2 separate regions of the Homo sapiens genome follow, and region 1 is linked to region 2. A link is a loop called in an ENCODE intact Hi-C map of the cell type or tissue named here. Cell type or tissue: GM12878. All regions are shown on one strand.

What was found. Peaks named below come from ENCODE experiments on the same cell type or tissue, not always from the same donor. Only the 100,000 strongest peaks of a DNase experiment are listed, where the experiment ranks them.
Region 1: a loop joins it to region 2, with 13 times the contacts of the local background. A loop is called at or near these places in 19 of 110 quality-filtered maps.

The regions. Positions count from the first base shown.
Region 1 is chr13:24,690,175-24,698,174 of GRCh38, reverse strand. ATP12A (ATPase H+/K+ transporting non-gastric alpha2 subunit) reads right to left here. Exons shown (of 23, transcript NM_001676.7): 6 at 7,703-7,837; 7 at 7,454-7,571; 8 at 6,925-7,193; 9 at 5,548-5,746; 10 at 5,279-5,388; 11 at 3,597-3,731. Among named protein-coding and RNA genes, the nearest start is that of ATP12A, 14 kb to the right of the region's middle. RefSeq lists an enhancer at 3,183-4,382. In GM12878, a CTCF peak has its summit at 3,895 (motif pointing left); a DNase peak (open chromatin) is centred at 3,893.
Region 2 is chr13:24,965,514-24,973,513 of GRCh38, reverse strand. It overlaps the pseudogene TPTE2P1. Among named protein-coding and RNA genes, the nearest start is that of CPAP, 47 kb to the right of the region's middle. RefSeq lists an enhancer at 3,012-3,919. In GM12878, a CTCF peak has its summit at 4,946 (motif pointing right); no DNase peak of the experiment used is centred here; H3K4me3 peaks cover 436 bases; H3K27ac peaks cover 361 bases.

The DNA of each region.
Region 1 (8,000 bases), 280 kb after region 2:
GTGTGAGGAAGTGGACACTTCCACGTATAATGTTTCAGGAAGACAGCCGAGTCACAGGAGTCTCCATTTTAATAGGAATGCTCTTGACCCAGCAATTCTACTTCTAGATCCATCCTAATAAGATATGCAAAAAAAATCGATATACAAGAATAAAAGGACTAACTCTTATCTAGCCCTTCTGATAAGCCAGGTACTCTTCTAAGCACTCAAGAGGAATCTCAGGAAGCTGGAGTGTTTGGGAGAAAATAAGTTGCAAAGAAAAGTGCTACAATTTTGGGTAAAACAGTTCTTTACAAATCAGTATTTCTTAGACTTCTGGGTATCAAAGATGAGTACAAAAAGAAGTATAGGGCAAATAGGGTTACCAGCTGCTGCTGCTGCTTTTTTTAATGATCAAGTAAAGACATTGAGAAAACCAACCAACCAACAAAAACCAAACCAAACAGAAAACCTCCCAGCTCTATCACTTTCTAAAATATAGGCCTTTTCTTTTTCTTTCTCTCTTTCTCTCTTAAATTTTTTTTTTTTTTTTTTTGAGACGGGGTCCCACTCTGTGCCCCAGGCTGGAGTGCAGTGGCACGATCACAGCTCACTGCAGCCTCGACCTCCCAGGCTCAAGCAATCCTCCCACCTCAGCCTCCCAAGTAGCTGGGACTACAGGTATGTGCCACCATGCCCAGCTAATTTCGTTTTTTGTTTTTTTTGTAGAGATAAGGTCTTGGTATATTGCCCAGGCTGGTCTTGAACTCCTGGGCTCAAGCAATCTGCCTTCTTCGATCTCCCAAAGTGCTGTGATTACAGGTGTGAGCCACTGTACCTGGCCAAGATAAGGCTTTTTACATTTAAAACATAGGGATAATATGAAACACTTTTATGGTATGTACCACGTGCCAGGCACTGTTCTAAGTGCTGTCCACATCGACTTATTTATTCTCAAAACAACTTTAAGGCCATGGGTACTATTATTATTCCCTTTTACAAAGGAGGAAACTGAGGCACAGAGGTTCAATGCTTCACTCAGGGTCACTGAGCAATAGGTGGCTATCTGGTGGCTGAGCTGGGATTTGAGCCCAGGCTAGCAGGCTCCAGAGTCCCTGCCCTTAATCATGGTGGCTACAAAGGATAATCTTTTAAATTAAATACATTCATCTTTATATAAAACTTTATAAAACATTTTCCAATTTGCCGTAAACTGTTTCAAATGTCTTAACAGACCAGTGTGTTTGGGGCATCACCATTCTAATCAATAAGACACAGGCTTTCCATTTTATTTCCTTCCCGCAGAGACGTCTCCTTCCAAGGCCATGACATCTAAAGCCCTGGTGAGGCTGAGCACCGCTCATGTGTAGATATAAAATGACCCTAACAGCATCCAGACAGCACCTCCGACCTCTTCAGCAGGAACTCACACAGCCCCTCTCCCCTTTCTTTTTTTTTTTTTTTTTTTTTTTTTTTTGAGACGGAGTCTCGCTCTGTCGCCCAGGCCGGACTGCGGACTGCAGTGGCGCAATCTCGGCTCACTGCAAGCTCCGCTTCCCGGGTTCACGCCATTCTCCTGCCTCAGCCTCCCGAGTAGCTGGGACTACAGGCGCCCGCCACCGCGCCCGGCTAATTTTTTGTATTTTTTTTTTTAGTAGAGACGGGGTTTCACCTTGTTAGCCAGGATGGTCTCGATCTCCTGACCTCATGATCCACCCGCCTCGGCCTCCCAAAGTGCTGGGATTACAGGCGTGAGCCACCGCGCCCGGCCCCCCTCTCCCCTTTCTAGTCCCACTCTGTGTAGCCACTTTCTCCTCCAACTTGTACATGAGGCCTCATGGAACCTGCTTTTTCTCCCTTTTGCAACTGGGCATGCCTTTACCTTGGGAGATGGAGCTTCAGCAGGGCTCCAAGTCCTGCTGCTGATGGAGGCATCATCTAACCCCATCTTCACACTGTGCACTGATGCGCGGCACCTCAACCTCCTCATCCTCTAGCCACCCCACAGTGTTGTCGTGCGAATGAATAATTTAATACTTGTGGAAATTAGCACAGAATAGCTCCTATTATCACTAGTATTATTAGTATAATAATACTCATCCTAAAACAGTCTTTTAGGACTGTTGCGCACTCTATTTTCACTTTGGTTTTACGTAAGAGATGTGGTTTCTTGGCTTGAGTATTTTACATCATATGTTTCTGGTTAGTTGTCTATTTAGCTAACTGTGATTCTCTGTTGGCTCACTATCCACAAAGAAGACATTTGCAACACAAGAGTTCTTCTCTAGGCTGGGCTTGGTGGCTCACGCCTGTAATCCCAGCACTTTGGGAGGCCAAGGCGGATAGATCACCGGAGGTCAGGAGTTCGAGGCCAGCCCAGCCAACAAGGTGAAACCCTGTCTCTACTAAAAATACAAAAAAATTAGCTGGGCAGGGGGTGCATTCCTGTAGTCCCAGCTACTCAGGAGGCTGAGGCAAGAGAATTGCTTATACCTGGGAGGCGGAGGTTGCAGTGAGCCGAGATCGTGCCACTGCATTCCAGCCTGGGTGACAAGAGTGAAACTCCTTCTCAAAAAAAAAAAAAAAAAAAAAAAAGAGTTCTTCCCTAACCCTAAATTCCATCCGAACTAAGACAGGTGGATAATCACCAGAAATCTCCACACGTACAGTTGTGGTTATTCCATTTCTATACTTTACTGTTGTGCAAAGCCCAAGTCCAGATCCAGTGTGGGCTCTGTGGAAAATCCCATCTGCATGGGGACCTGGGGCTCCCAACTGTCATTTGTCTTAACATGGGGAGGCTGTGATGGCTGACTGTCGGCCAGCCCTGCTTGCTGAGATAACCAGGCAAGGAAGGCCGTCTTCTACCTGAGCAGGGGATGGAAAGGAGACCCCCACCCACAGCACAGGGGCTGGCCCCAGAAAACGACGGGGCTGTCACCCCAGGGGCTGCTCACCGGTCTCCCCAAAGGGCAGGGCTTGCTCCCATGGCCTGAACTGTGCCGCACTCCCTCTGTGTGATGGTGGAAGAATCGTGGACCTGGTGTCAGGCTTGGGAACACTGGGTGCTGTGTGACTCTGGTCTCTCAACACTTTCTAAGGGCCTGCTTCCTCCTCTGAGTCAGGATTCGTCAGTCCTACCTCACAGGCCGGATGCGAACATGGAACAAGGCCACGTAGGTCGAGGGCCTGATGCACTAGAGGTGAGAGGAGCAGGTGTTCGGCCTCCCTGCTGCCCACCTGGCATTTATGCTTTGGAGTATGGCTGCTGCTCCTCACGGCAGAAGGTACCTGATAGTGGTGGTGTGAGTGTGTGTGTGTGTGTGTGTGTGTGAGAGAGAGAGAGTGTGTGCCTGTGACAGAGATGGCTCATTCATAGGAGCAGCCAGGCCCTGATGAAGTCCTTGCCTTTCTTTCTTTCTCTGCCCTGCTTCAGGGTTAGGAAGGAGGCCAGCAAGGGAGCTTGACCTAGGGGACCAGATGCCTGGGTGCTGTATCCCTGACGACTGTCTTTGAAGCCAGGTATCCTTCAAAATATGAGGTAAGCAAAGGATGCATGCAAGTAGAAAGGTCATGCTGCCGATGACAGAGATTACCGGTTGTGAGGAAAAACTCACCTGAAATTTATTAGTAGAGTTAAAAGGGATTTCAGCTACTTTGCGGTTTCTTTTTCTAATTTCCATCACATCACCCAAAATGACCTCTGAGAATTTTAAAAGAGCAGTTTCTGAGGCATCTCCAATCACAGCTTTCTGGGAATCAAAGAAGAAAAATATTTGCAGCACATATTTAATGAACCAACATGCCCTCAGCATAGGACCCAAAACACACCCTCCTGATCCCATTACCACCTAGCTGGAGAGACATTATCACGTGATCAGGGAGGGCCGCAAGACCGTGGTAAGCGTGTAAACAACAGTGCCACCTACTGGCATTAGGGATGTTTGGAGAAGCTGGACCTCTGCGAGGACTGAAGATTTCGTGGAAAAAAGCAGCTACGAACTAGATCTTGATAGATAGGTGGGTTACCGATACACAGAGAAGAAAGCCTTCCAGAAACCAGGATGCGGGTGCAGGGGCATGAGGGGCAGGCTCGTCCGTGAGTGTTCAAGGTACAAGCGGATGTGGAGGGTGTGGCAAGACCTGGAGGGCCCTGAAAGGTAGCCTGAGGTCTAGACTTGAGAAGCAGAAAACAGGGAAGTACGGAGAGATTTTGAGCAAAGTTAAGTGACTATAAAAGCACCATTAAGGGAAATTAGTGGCATTCGAGAAAGACCCCAGGAGGGATAAACCGGAATCAAAGAGGTTTAATTCCAATCAGCCGGTAATCGGCTATTTAGATGCAAGGTACTGCTGACAAATACTAAAGTTATGTATATTTTGAAGCAAGAATGATAGAACTTGGTGGCTTACTGGATATAAGGAAAGGATAAAGTCAAAGATGACTTCCAAATATTCTGTTCCAATGACAAATAGAATGGTTATATCATAGACAATTAGAAAATTGCGGCAAGGCACTGATGTGCAGCCAGGCTGGGTACGGGTGGAAGTTAACAAGCATGATTTGTGCAACTTCCTAGCGGAAGCACACAGCCAGCCAGAGATTCGGGTTGGAGTTGAGGTAAGAAATTAGAGCTGGACATAAAGATTTGGAAGATATCGACAAAGAAGCAATTGGCCAAAAAGAGCATTCATGAGCTGTCTGACGGAGAGAAAAGCAAACAAACAAACAAAAAAATAAGAAAGAAAAAGAGTCAGGGAAGGAAACAGATGGCAAATAGAAAAGCCAGGAGAACAGGGATTCAGTGACTCATTGAGATGGAGAGGAAAAGGGAGGAAGGGAAGGAGGAGAGGGAGGGAGGGGGAGAGTTTATTGTATGTTCCGATATTCCAGGACCCCTTAGAGCTTTGTCTGCAGCCATATTCTAGTTAACAGGAGTCCTTTTATTTTTATTCAATCACACTTTAAATTTCCATGAATGGTGTGTATATTAAAAGGAACTTTGATTATATCCACTTAGCTGGCAGAAAAGTCAGGAAAGTAACTTAGAAGTGCATTCATTTCCAGAATTTTCTGAAGACGCTAAAGCAATATTCTGAAACCTTTTAAGCATCTTTGTATTCTCAAAGCTAGTGTGCATAAAGAAAAATTTCTGGATGTCTTGTGAGTCTGACTTGCTCTTGCAAGCACTGAACAAACTTTAAGCAACTGGAGAGATGAAATCAAGCACCCAATCAGACCTCAGCAAGTGACTACAAACTGGCTGTGATTTAAGACCAAGTGCTGCAGAAGCATTACCTTCATGATGGGGACATTTTCCTGTCCTGGCTTGAACTCTGCTCGGTTACACAATGTTATTATCTTGGATAAGGAGGCCCAAGTCCTAGAGCTTTGGTCAAAGACTTGGTCTGGAAGACAGAGAAAGAACAGTGGCTGCTGTGGGTTGGGCTGGCCGTCCATGAGTCACTGTCCAGCAATCCTCTGGCTGCAGACCCTGCTGTGTGCTCAGCTCAGCCCCAGGATGGAGTCCACAGCTTTGGCCAGACCGAGCTCTCCATAAGACTTACTTGAATGGTCCTCACTGGTGTCAGCCACAAAGATCTGATTGTCGAACCACAGATGGGCCACTGTCATCCTGTTCTGGGTCAGTGTCCCAGTCTTGTCCGAGCAGATGATGGAGGTGGAGCCGAGGGTCTCCACAGCCTCCAGGTTCTTCACCAGGCAGTTCTTCTTGGCCATCCGTTTTGCTGTCAGCGACAGGGTCACCTAGCAGGAGAGGGAAGGACGCTTTGGGAAAAATCCTCATTTGAACTCAGGTCCAATAATACAGAAATAGCCAATGTGAGCTGTGATTGAATTTTAGGAGAGAGCTGGACTAGTTTTAGGGGAGAGGTGTGGTTGTCAGCGCAGCTAAGCTGACCTGGTGGCTTATACGCCGCCAAGAGCCCTCTATGCCACAATCCTTTTTTAAAGATTAAATATGAGATGCTTTTCTTGTTCCTTCATGACTTGAAGAAAACAAGGGACCCACGGGCAGCAAACACGGACACGCTGCTGTGGCTCGTGTTCACGTACAATCACGACGCCTCCTGTGATCCCTAAGCAGGAGTGTGTAAGAGAGACTGACCAGTGCATGCCAAAGAGTTGTCCCAAAGGACACACTTGTTGCTTTGGGGAATTCAGCAGCCTTTATGTTGTTTCATTTTAAAAGCTCCATATTTTAAAGATTCTTTTAAACCCCTAGATCTCAAAGGGTTCTTTTGGCTCCAATTTCCCCAAATTACTATCTCCTGGAGTCAGAGGAGACCTGGACTTCAAAAACTTCTTCTCTTTTCTTTGGTCAGGACAATAGCAGGCCAATGATCATGTAGTCACAAAACTGGAAACATAAACCCCCTCCTCTCCTACCCCTTGAGACCCCCACAGGAGAGACTGAGGAGGAGGGGGCTCTTCTCTAGGGACTGAATGACATGGGCCCATACAAACAGCTGGGTCTGGGGTTGGCCAGGAAAGGGCTGGAGTCCTCGGCAGGAAAAATGGGAGGAATTTTTTTTTTTCGTAAGAGAGGTAAGTGGAGTGTGGCAATGTGCCTAAATGCCTAAGTTGTAGAAACTGCCAAAGAAATGTGCGGAAGGCATCAAGCTTCTAGAAAACCTGTGAATGGTGGAGTCTGTCTTATCTAGATCTTATGGGGCAGAGTAAGCTGTGTGAATTGCAGATTGAAAGCATAACGTTTTCAAGGAAAACGCAGTCAAATATTGAAAATATGACAAATTTTTTGTCTCTGTAAGGAACAGTCTATGCAGAATGTTCCAGGGTTGTCGCTGGCGGGGAGGGCGTGGTGCTCTGGACTTGGGGGAGATTGCAGTTTGTGTGGGCGCCTCCCCAGCACCAGTGCTGTGTCCACAGGGCCAGGTGCAGGCTGTCTAACAGCATGGACTCACAGTGACAGTGGCCAGGAGGCCCTCGGGCACATTGGCCACAATGATGCCAATGAGGAAGATGATGGAGTCCAGGACTTGATACTTCAGGGACACAGCGATGATGAAGAAAAGGATGCCGATGGAGACAGCCACTCCTGCCACAATGTGAACAAAGTGCTCGATCTCAATGGCAATGGGCGTCTTCTCATTTCCAACTCCTGAGGCCAATGAGGCAATATGGCCAATGATGGTGCGGTCACCCGTGTTGATAACCATGCCGGTGACAGTGCCTACAGGGGAAGTAGATGCTTTATTCCAGGGGTCCTCAGCCAGGAGGGGTGTGCAGCCAGCTTGCAGCCCTCTCTGGGGGCTGGCACAATCGATAGGCACACCACATTCCCAAGGCCAAGCATCGTCCTCTAGGCCCTTCAGTTCCATGCTTCCTCTGGGATGAGCTTTGTAACGGGGTGTGGCAAAGGACAGACCTGAGAGCCCAGGAGGGAGAAAGGACACAGGTGGACATGTGGGCTGAGAGCCAGAGGCCTTTTACCTTCCAGACACGTTGTGGAATAGAAGCAGATGTTCTTTGTTTCCAGGGGGTTTTCATGGGTAAACTCAGAGGAGCGGGGCTGGGGCTCAGACTCCCCCGTGAGAGATGAGTTATCCACCTAGAAGAAATGTTGAAGGTGGTTCACAGCTGGGTACCTCATTCCCTGCCTCTTATACTGATGCTGGGAAAGACCCCAGAGCCAGCAGGTTTGGAACATGGTCCTTGGGGTGGATACCCCTTGCCGCTTACCCGACACCCCTGAGAAGACAGCACCCTGATGTCTGCAGGGATCTGGTCTCCTCCTTTGACCTCCACAATGTCCCCCACCACCAGCTGCTCTGAAGGGATGGTCTTCTTCTCGGAATCTCGGATGACGAGAGCTTGCTGCAGAAAAAAACCATGACAGATGCCTCAGACCCTGGAAGGACACCGGCCCTCCCCCAAGTCTGTGCCGCACCGAACCCCAGGACAGAGGCCTTGGAACTTCCTGATCACTCTCACTGTTGAGTCCATGCTGTTATGCAGCCTGCACCTGGCCCTGTGGACA
Region 2 (8,000 bases):
ACGCCCAGCTAATTTTTGTATTTTTAGTAGAGATGGGGTTTCACCAAGTTGGCCAGGCTGCTCTCGAACTCCTGACCTCAGGTGATCTACCCACCTCAGCCTCCTAAAGTGCTGGGATTACAGGAATGAGCCACCGCGCCCAGCCTGTTTTTTTTGTTTGTTTGTTTGTTTGTTTTTTGAGATGGAGTCTTGCTCTGTCACCCACGCTGGAATGCAGTGGTGCAATCTCGGTCACTGCAACCTCCGCCTCCTGGGTTCAAGCAATTCTCCTGCCTCAGCCTTCTGAGTCACTGGGATTACAGGTATGTGCCGCCACGCCTGGCTAATTTTTGTATTTTTAGTAAAGACGGAGTTTCACTATGTTGGCCAGGCTGGTCTTGAACCCCTGACCTCAAGTGATCTGCCTGCCTTGGCCTCCCAAAGTGCTGGGATTACAGATGTGAGCCACTGCACCTGGCCCATGGCTCTATTTTGAAGTATGTTCCTTTGATTCCTCGTTTCTTGAGTGTTTTTTTTTTATCAAGAAAGATGTTGGATTTTATCAAAAGCTTTTTTTTCTGCATCTGTTGAGATGATCATGTGGTTTCTGTTTAATTCTGTTTGTGTGGTGAATCACATTTATTGGTTTGCATATGCTGAACCTTGTATCCTTGGAATGAAGCTTACTTGATCATGAACTTTTTGATGTGCTGTTGGATTTGGTTCGCCAGTATTTTGTTAAGGATTTTTGTGGCTGTCTTCATCATTGAGATTACCTTTTAGTTTTCTTTTTTTTATTGTGTCTTTGCCAGGTTTTGGTTTCAGGGTGATGCAGGATTCATGGAATGAATTAGGGAAGAGTCCCTCCTCAATTTTTTAGAATAGTTTCAGTAGAACTGGTACCAGTTCTTCTTTGTATAGTTGATAGAATTCAGCTGTGAATACATCTGATCTGGGCCTTCTTGGTTCGTAGGTGTTTTTTTTTTCGAGATTGAGTCTTACTCTGTTGTCCAGGCTGGAGTGCAGTGGCATGATCTCGGCTCATTGCAACCTCTGCCTCCTGGGTTCAAGCAATTCTTCTGCCTCAGCCTCCCGAGTAGCTAGGATTACAGGCACCTGCCACCACACCAGGCTAATTTTTGTATTTTTAGTAGCAATGGGTTTTCACCATATTGGCCAGGCTGGTCTCAAACTCCTGACCTCGTGATCCGCCCACCCACCTCAGCTTCCCAAAATGCTGGGAGTTCTTTAGGTTTCTATTAGGTCCAATTGATCAAGTGTTGAATTTAAGTCCAGAATTTCTTTGTTAGTTTTCCGTCTTTATGATCTGTGTAATGTTATCAGTGGGGTGTTGAAGTCCCCTGACTATTGTGTGGCTAAGTCTTTTCATAGGTCTAGAAGTATCTGTTTTATTAACCTGGGTGAGCCAATGTTGGGTGCATATATATTTAGGATAGTTAAGGCTTCTTGTTGAATTGAACTCCGTATCATTATGTAATGCTCTTCTTTGTCCTTTTTTACTATTGTTGGTTTAAAGCTTGTTTTATCTGTTTTAGGAATAGTGACCCCTGCTCTTTTTTGTGTTTTGTTTGTGTGACAGATCTTTCTTCAACCCTTTACTTTGAACCTATTGGTGTTGTTACATGTGAGATGGGTCTCTTGAAGACAGCAGACAGATGGGTTTTGTTTTTTTAATCCAACTTGCCACTCTGTGACTTTATTTATTTATTTATTTATTTATTTATTTATTTATTTCAGAATCTCACTCTGTCATCAGGCTAGAGTGCAGTGGCATGATATTGGCTCACTGCAACCTCTGACTCCCAGGTTCAAGTGATTCTCCTGCCTCAGCCTCCTGAGTAGCTGGGATTATAGGCATGTGCCATCACGCCTGGCTAATTTTTATATTTTTAGTAGAGACAGGGTTTCACCACATTGGCCAGGATGGTCTCGATCTCCTGACCTTGTGATCTGCCTGCTTTGGCCTCCCAAAGTGCTGGGATTACAGGAATAGCCACCGCACCCAGCCCACTCTGTGACTTTTAAGTGGTGTGTTTACATTCAAGGTTACTATTGACATGTGAGCTTTTCACCCTATCATGAAATTGTTAGCTGGTTTTTTTGTACTTTCTATTGTATGGTTGTTTTATAGGGTCTGTGAGCTGTGTACTTAAGTGTGTTTTTATGATAGCAGGTATCATTCTTTCATTTCCATGTTTAGAACTCCCTTAGGCATCTCTTGTAAGACTGGTCTAGTGGTAATGAACTCTCTTGGCATTTGCTTCTCTAGAAAAATGTTTTTATGCTCCCTCTCCCTCTCCCTCTCTTTCCACGGTCTCCCTCTCCCTCTCCCTCTCTTTCCACGGTCTCCCTCTCATGCCGAGCCGAAGCTGGACTGTGCTGCTGCCATCTCGGCTCACTGCAACCTCCCTGCCTGATTCTCCTGCCTCAGCCTGCCCAGTGCCTGCGATTGCAGGCGCGCGCCGCCACGCCTGACGGGTTTTCGTATTTTTTTGGTGGAGACGGGGTTTCGCTGTGTTGGCCGGGCTGGTCTCCAGCTCCTAACCGCGAGTGATCCGCCAGCCTCGGCCTCCCGAGGTGCTGGGATTGCAGATGGAGTCTCGTTAACTCAGTGCTCAATGGTGCCCAGGCTGGAGTGCAGTGGCGTGATCTCGGCTACAACCTCCACCTCCCAGCCGCCTGCCTTGGCCCCCCAAAGTGCCGAGATTGCAGCCTCTGCCCGGCCGCTACCCCGTCTGGGAAGTGAGGTGCGTCTCTGCCTGGCCACCCATTGTCTGGGATGTGAGGAGCCCCTCTGCCTGGCTGCCCAGTCTGGAAAGTGAGGAGCGTCTCTGCCCGGCCGCCATCCCATCTAGGAAGTGAGGAGCGCCTCTTCCCGGCCGCCATCCCATCTAGGAAGTGAGGAGCGTCTCTGCCCGGCCGCCCATCGTCTGAGATGTGGGGAGCGCCTCTGCCCCGCTGCCCCGTCTGAGAAGTGAGGAGACCCTCCGCCCGGCAGCCGCCCCATCTGAGAAGTGAGGAGCCCCTCCGCCCGGCTGCCACCCCGTCTGGGAAGTGAGGAGCGTCTCCGCCCGGCAGCCACCCCGTCCGGAAGGGAGGTGGGGGGGTCAGCCCCCCGCCAGGCGAGACGCCCCGTCCGGGAGGGAGGTGGGGGGGTCAGCCCCCCGCCCGGCCAGCCGCCCCGTCCGGGAGGGAGGTAGGGGGGGGTCAGCCCCCTGCCCGGCCAGCCGCCCCGTCCGGGAGGTGAGGGGCGCCTCTGCCCGGCCACCCCTACTGGAAAGTGAGGAGCCCCTCTGCCCGGCCACCACCCCGTCTGGGAGGTGTACCCAACAGCTCATTGAGAACGGGCCATGATGACAGTGGCGGTTTTGTGGAATAGAAAAGGGGGAAAGGTGGGGAAAAGATTGAGAAATCGGATGGTTGCTGTGTCTGTGTAGAAAGAAGTAGACATGGGAGACTTTTCATTTTGTTCTGTACTAAGAAAAATTCTTCTGCCTTTGGATCCTGTTGATCTGTGACCTTACCCCCAACCCTGTGCTCTCTGAAACATGTGCTGTGTCCACTCAGGGTTAAATGGATTAAGGGCGGTGCAAGATGTGCTTTGTTAAACAGATGCTTGAAGGCAGCATACTCGTTAAGAGTCATCACCATTCCCTAATCTCAAGTACCCAGGGACACACACACTCTGCCTAGGAAAACCAGAGACCTTTGTTCACTTGTTTATCTGCTGACCTTCCCTCCACTATTGTCCTATGACCCTGCCAAATCCCCCTCTGCGAGAAACACCCAAGAATGATCAATAAAAAAAAATAAATAAAAAATAAATTTAAAAAAAAAAAAAAGAAAAATGTTTTTATTTCTCCTTCACTCATGAAGCTTAGTTTGGCAGGATATGAATCTGTTGATTATAATTTATTTTCTTTAACAATTCTGAAAATAGATCCCTCAATCTCTCCTGGCTTCTAAGGTTTCTGCTGAGAAGTCTGCTGTTATCCTGATGGGGCTACCTTTGTATGTGATCTGGCCTTTTTCTCCAGTGCCTTTAGGGCTTTTTCTTTGACAGTGACCTTGGACAGTCTGGTGAGTATATGCCTTGGTAATGTTCATTTTTTATAGTATCTCACAGGTGCTGTCTGGCTTTATTGTACTTAGATGTCTATCTAGCAAGATTCAATAAATTTTCTTGAATTATTCCATCAAATATGTTTTCCAGGCTGTTTTCTTTTTCTGTTTCTCTCTAGGGCATGCCAGTAATTCGTAGGTTTGATCACTTTACATAATCTCATATTTCTGACTTTCTTCACTTTTAAAAAATCTTTTTTCTTTATCTTTGTCTGACTGGATTAGTTCAAAAGACCAGTCTTCAAGCTCTGAAATTATGTTTTCTACTTTGTCCAGTCTATTGATAAAGCTTTCAGTTGTATTTTGAAGTTCCTTAAGTGAGTTTTTTTAATTCTAGAAGTTCTGATTGATTTCTTATTAAGATGTTTATCTCTTCCTTCATTTCCTGGATTGATGTAGAAGTTTCTTTTTGTTGATTTCAACCTTGAATCTCATTGAGCTTCCTTGCAACCCAAGCTTTGAAATGTTTATTGTCATCTCTGAGTTTTCATTTTGGCACGAAGCATTGCCAGAGAGCTAGTGTGATCCTTTGGTAGTGTCACTACATTCAGATTTCTCATGGTGCCAGAATTCTTGCGTGGGTCCCTCTCATCTGGAGATGCTAGCACTTCTAATTTGTGTAATTATTTTTGTTTGGGTAGGATTTTTTCTTTTTCTTTCCTTTTCTATAATATTATTGTTATTTTTTTTCTTCTTTCCCTTTCCCTCCTCTCTAGGGGGTGTGGCTGTAGAGCATGCTGGGTAGGGTCTTTTGGCTTTGCTTCTGTAGCCCTATGCACTTCTGCCAGCAGGTTTTATATTGGGTGTGTGGTTTGACCTACAAGCCAGTAGATGGCGCCATGGGTAAGAGCTGGCTGTTGCCAGTGCTGCTGGCTGTGTACTTGATCCTTGTTTATTGGGAGGAGCTCTCTGCTGCCCCAGGAATGGGCTGATTTCCTGAGTACACATTAATCTGAGCTCCCTCAGCCCTAGGGGTAGGGGGATTGGGGGCACAAGATGGGTGGAGCCAGATAGGGAAGATTCCCCCAGTGTTGTCCTGCTCCCAGTCCAGGTTTGGGACAATGCCGGCAGCGTTTCCCTGTGTCTTTCCCCCACAAAGTCTCCAAGTCTTTCCTCAAATGATCGTCAAGGTTTGGGAGAAACAATCTCTTCCTCTGCCCGGGTTGCGTGGATCTCCAGTGGAAAGGTGAGACAGAGGGATGCTGTCTGCCTCTCTCACATACTGAGGCTTCACTCACTTTTATCAGTCAAATGCTGTCCTGAGGGCTGCTTGCCTGCAATGTCCTCCCCAGGATCTGGGATGTCCTTCATCATTCTGGGGAATTGCCATTTTCTTTCTTGAATTAAAGCTCACAGAGTTGGTCTTTATGTACTTGCTTGCTATTTCCAAATGACTGAGGCATGCTAAAAGCCTGTAATCTGCCATCTTGGAAAAAAATCCTTGCATCCTTAAGAGAAATGGCACTTGGTGTTGATACATGGTGTTTCTACGTTGCTGAATTCACTTTGAAAATATATGTATATTTTAAAATCTACATTTATATGTGAGACTGGTGTAAAAATATCCTACTGTATTTGTGCAATTTTGGAATCAGTTATATTAATGTACTCAATGAGTTGGGAATTTTTCTTTTTTACTATTATCCAAAAAAATTATAAAAGACATAATTGTTGCTTTCTTACAGATTTAGTAAAAACCTCATCGTGTCCTTTTATGGAGAGATGGTGAGAGATATTTTTACTGTAAATGTAATTTGCGTATTTTTCACCTGTGAGGCAGAGGTTGCAATGAGCCAAGATTGTGCCACTGCACTCCAGCCTGCGTGACACAAGACCCTGTCTCAAAAAAAAGAAAAATCAACTTAAAATGCACTCCTTGAATATTTCTGAGTGTATTTTTATACCACGTATGTTCCTTGAAATACTTTTCTTTTCTAGGAAGAACCGGAACTATGGTTTGTGCCTGCCTTATTGCCTCCAAAATATTTTTAACTGCAGAGGTATGAAAGATGTTCTACAAAATTTGTCTTATGATGATTGAGTTTGCTAGTTCTGAAACATCGCTGGTAGGACGTTAAGATGATTATTTGATTCATGGTGCTTAGTAAAACTGTAATTAGAGAAGCAGTTTTTAGAAAGTCTGTTTTTGATACTTTCTTGTTTAATGTGCACTAGTTAGTAGCTGACTGCAGAATCTCTTTGGGCCAGGACTAGAGTGAGGTCAATGAGGTGCAACATTTAAGGGAATGCTAAAAATTGTAATAATTAAAATAAATAATTTTAACGCAATATTTTAATAAAAATTAATGCAAAATATCTATGCTGTATACAATATCAACATTTTAAATAAAGACAAGACCTGATGGGGCAGGATTAAGGTGAGGGGAGTAAAGCCATGTTACACAGAAAAAAAATTCAGTAATCAAGATACTTCCCTCACTTCACCTGGCTCTGCTCTTACTCCTGCCAGTACCATGACTTCTTCCTTCCTCGTGAGAATAGTATCAAGCTTAATTAGATAAATTCTCCAAAGAGCCTTGCCCATCCTCACAACTCTTAGGTAGATAAAAAGCAACATTTCACAACTCAAAACAAAGCCTCTCCTGAATGTAAATATCTTTGCTTAGTCAATACATGTGGAGTCTGTGACCTCTAGAAATTTCTGATAAGACAAGGTGGGCTGTTTCCACTTAAAGCAGAGTTCTCAATCATTTTTCTTTCTGCCATTTTCTTGCTGAGATGCTACCATTTCCAGCAGCTCTGCTCGAGTTGTTTGGCCTGCAGTCTAGGGAAGAGGTGGTGGTTGTGCACAATGCCCAGCACTCCCATTCCACCACCTTTGCTTTCTCTAATTTGAGATACAAAGATTTTGAAAATGGGTGTTCTAGGATGGTGTTTTTCAAGCTATGGATCATGATTTATCAGTGAGTTGTAAAATAAAGTTACTGGGTTGTAACTGACATCTTTTAAAAATAAAATGGAATAGAGCAGAATAGAAAATATCAAAAGGTTTAAATATTGGGGGGTGTGTGTGTGTGTGTGTGTGTGTGTGTGTGTGTGTGTGTGTGTGTGTCTCCTAGGTTTATTAATGTGGATTGCAGCTTAAAAAACAAAAGGTTTGAAAGTCATTGACAGCCATTGATCCGGAGCCCTAGACTGAGATCCAGGGACCTGTATTCCAGACCTGTGCTGCTTCTAACTGGCTGCAGCATCTCCTTGGCAGGTTGCTTGGTTTTCTTTTGGTTTCAGTGTTGTCATTTGTAATATGGAAAGAAGGGTTGGACCAGATGCTTTCTAAGGTCTTTCCAGCTCTAAAATTTTATGAATGTATGAATCCTTGAATGAGAGAAGTCCTAATTTTGTTATTTTCGGTAGCTTCTGCCCAAAGATCACTCGGCCGGGCACGGGTGGCTCACGCCTGTAATCCCAGCACTTTGGGAGGCTGAGGCAGGTGGATCTCTTGACGTCAGGAGTTTGAGAGCAGCCTGGCCAACATGGTGAAACCCCTATCTCTACTAAAAATACAAAAAATTAGCTGGGCATGGTGGTACACACCTGTAGTCTCAGCTACTCAGAAGGCTGAGGCAGTAGAATCACTTGAACCCAGGAGGCAGAGGTTGCAGTGAGCTTAGATCCTGCCACTGTACTCCAGTCTGGGTTACAGAGCAAGACTCTACCAAAAAACAAACAAACAAACAAACAAAATCACTGACTTTAGGAAAGAAGGTAGGCGTAGAAACCCTAAGGGTACCTAATATAGGAAAGGAAAGAGTGCAGATGAACCATGGTTGGATTGTACCCTTTTTTGCAGGAAAGCCTGTATTATTTTGGAGAAAGGCAAACAGATAAAACCCACAGCAGTAAATTTCAGGGACTAG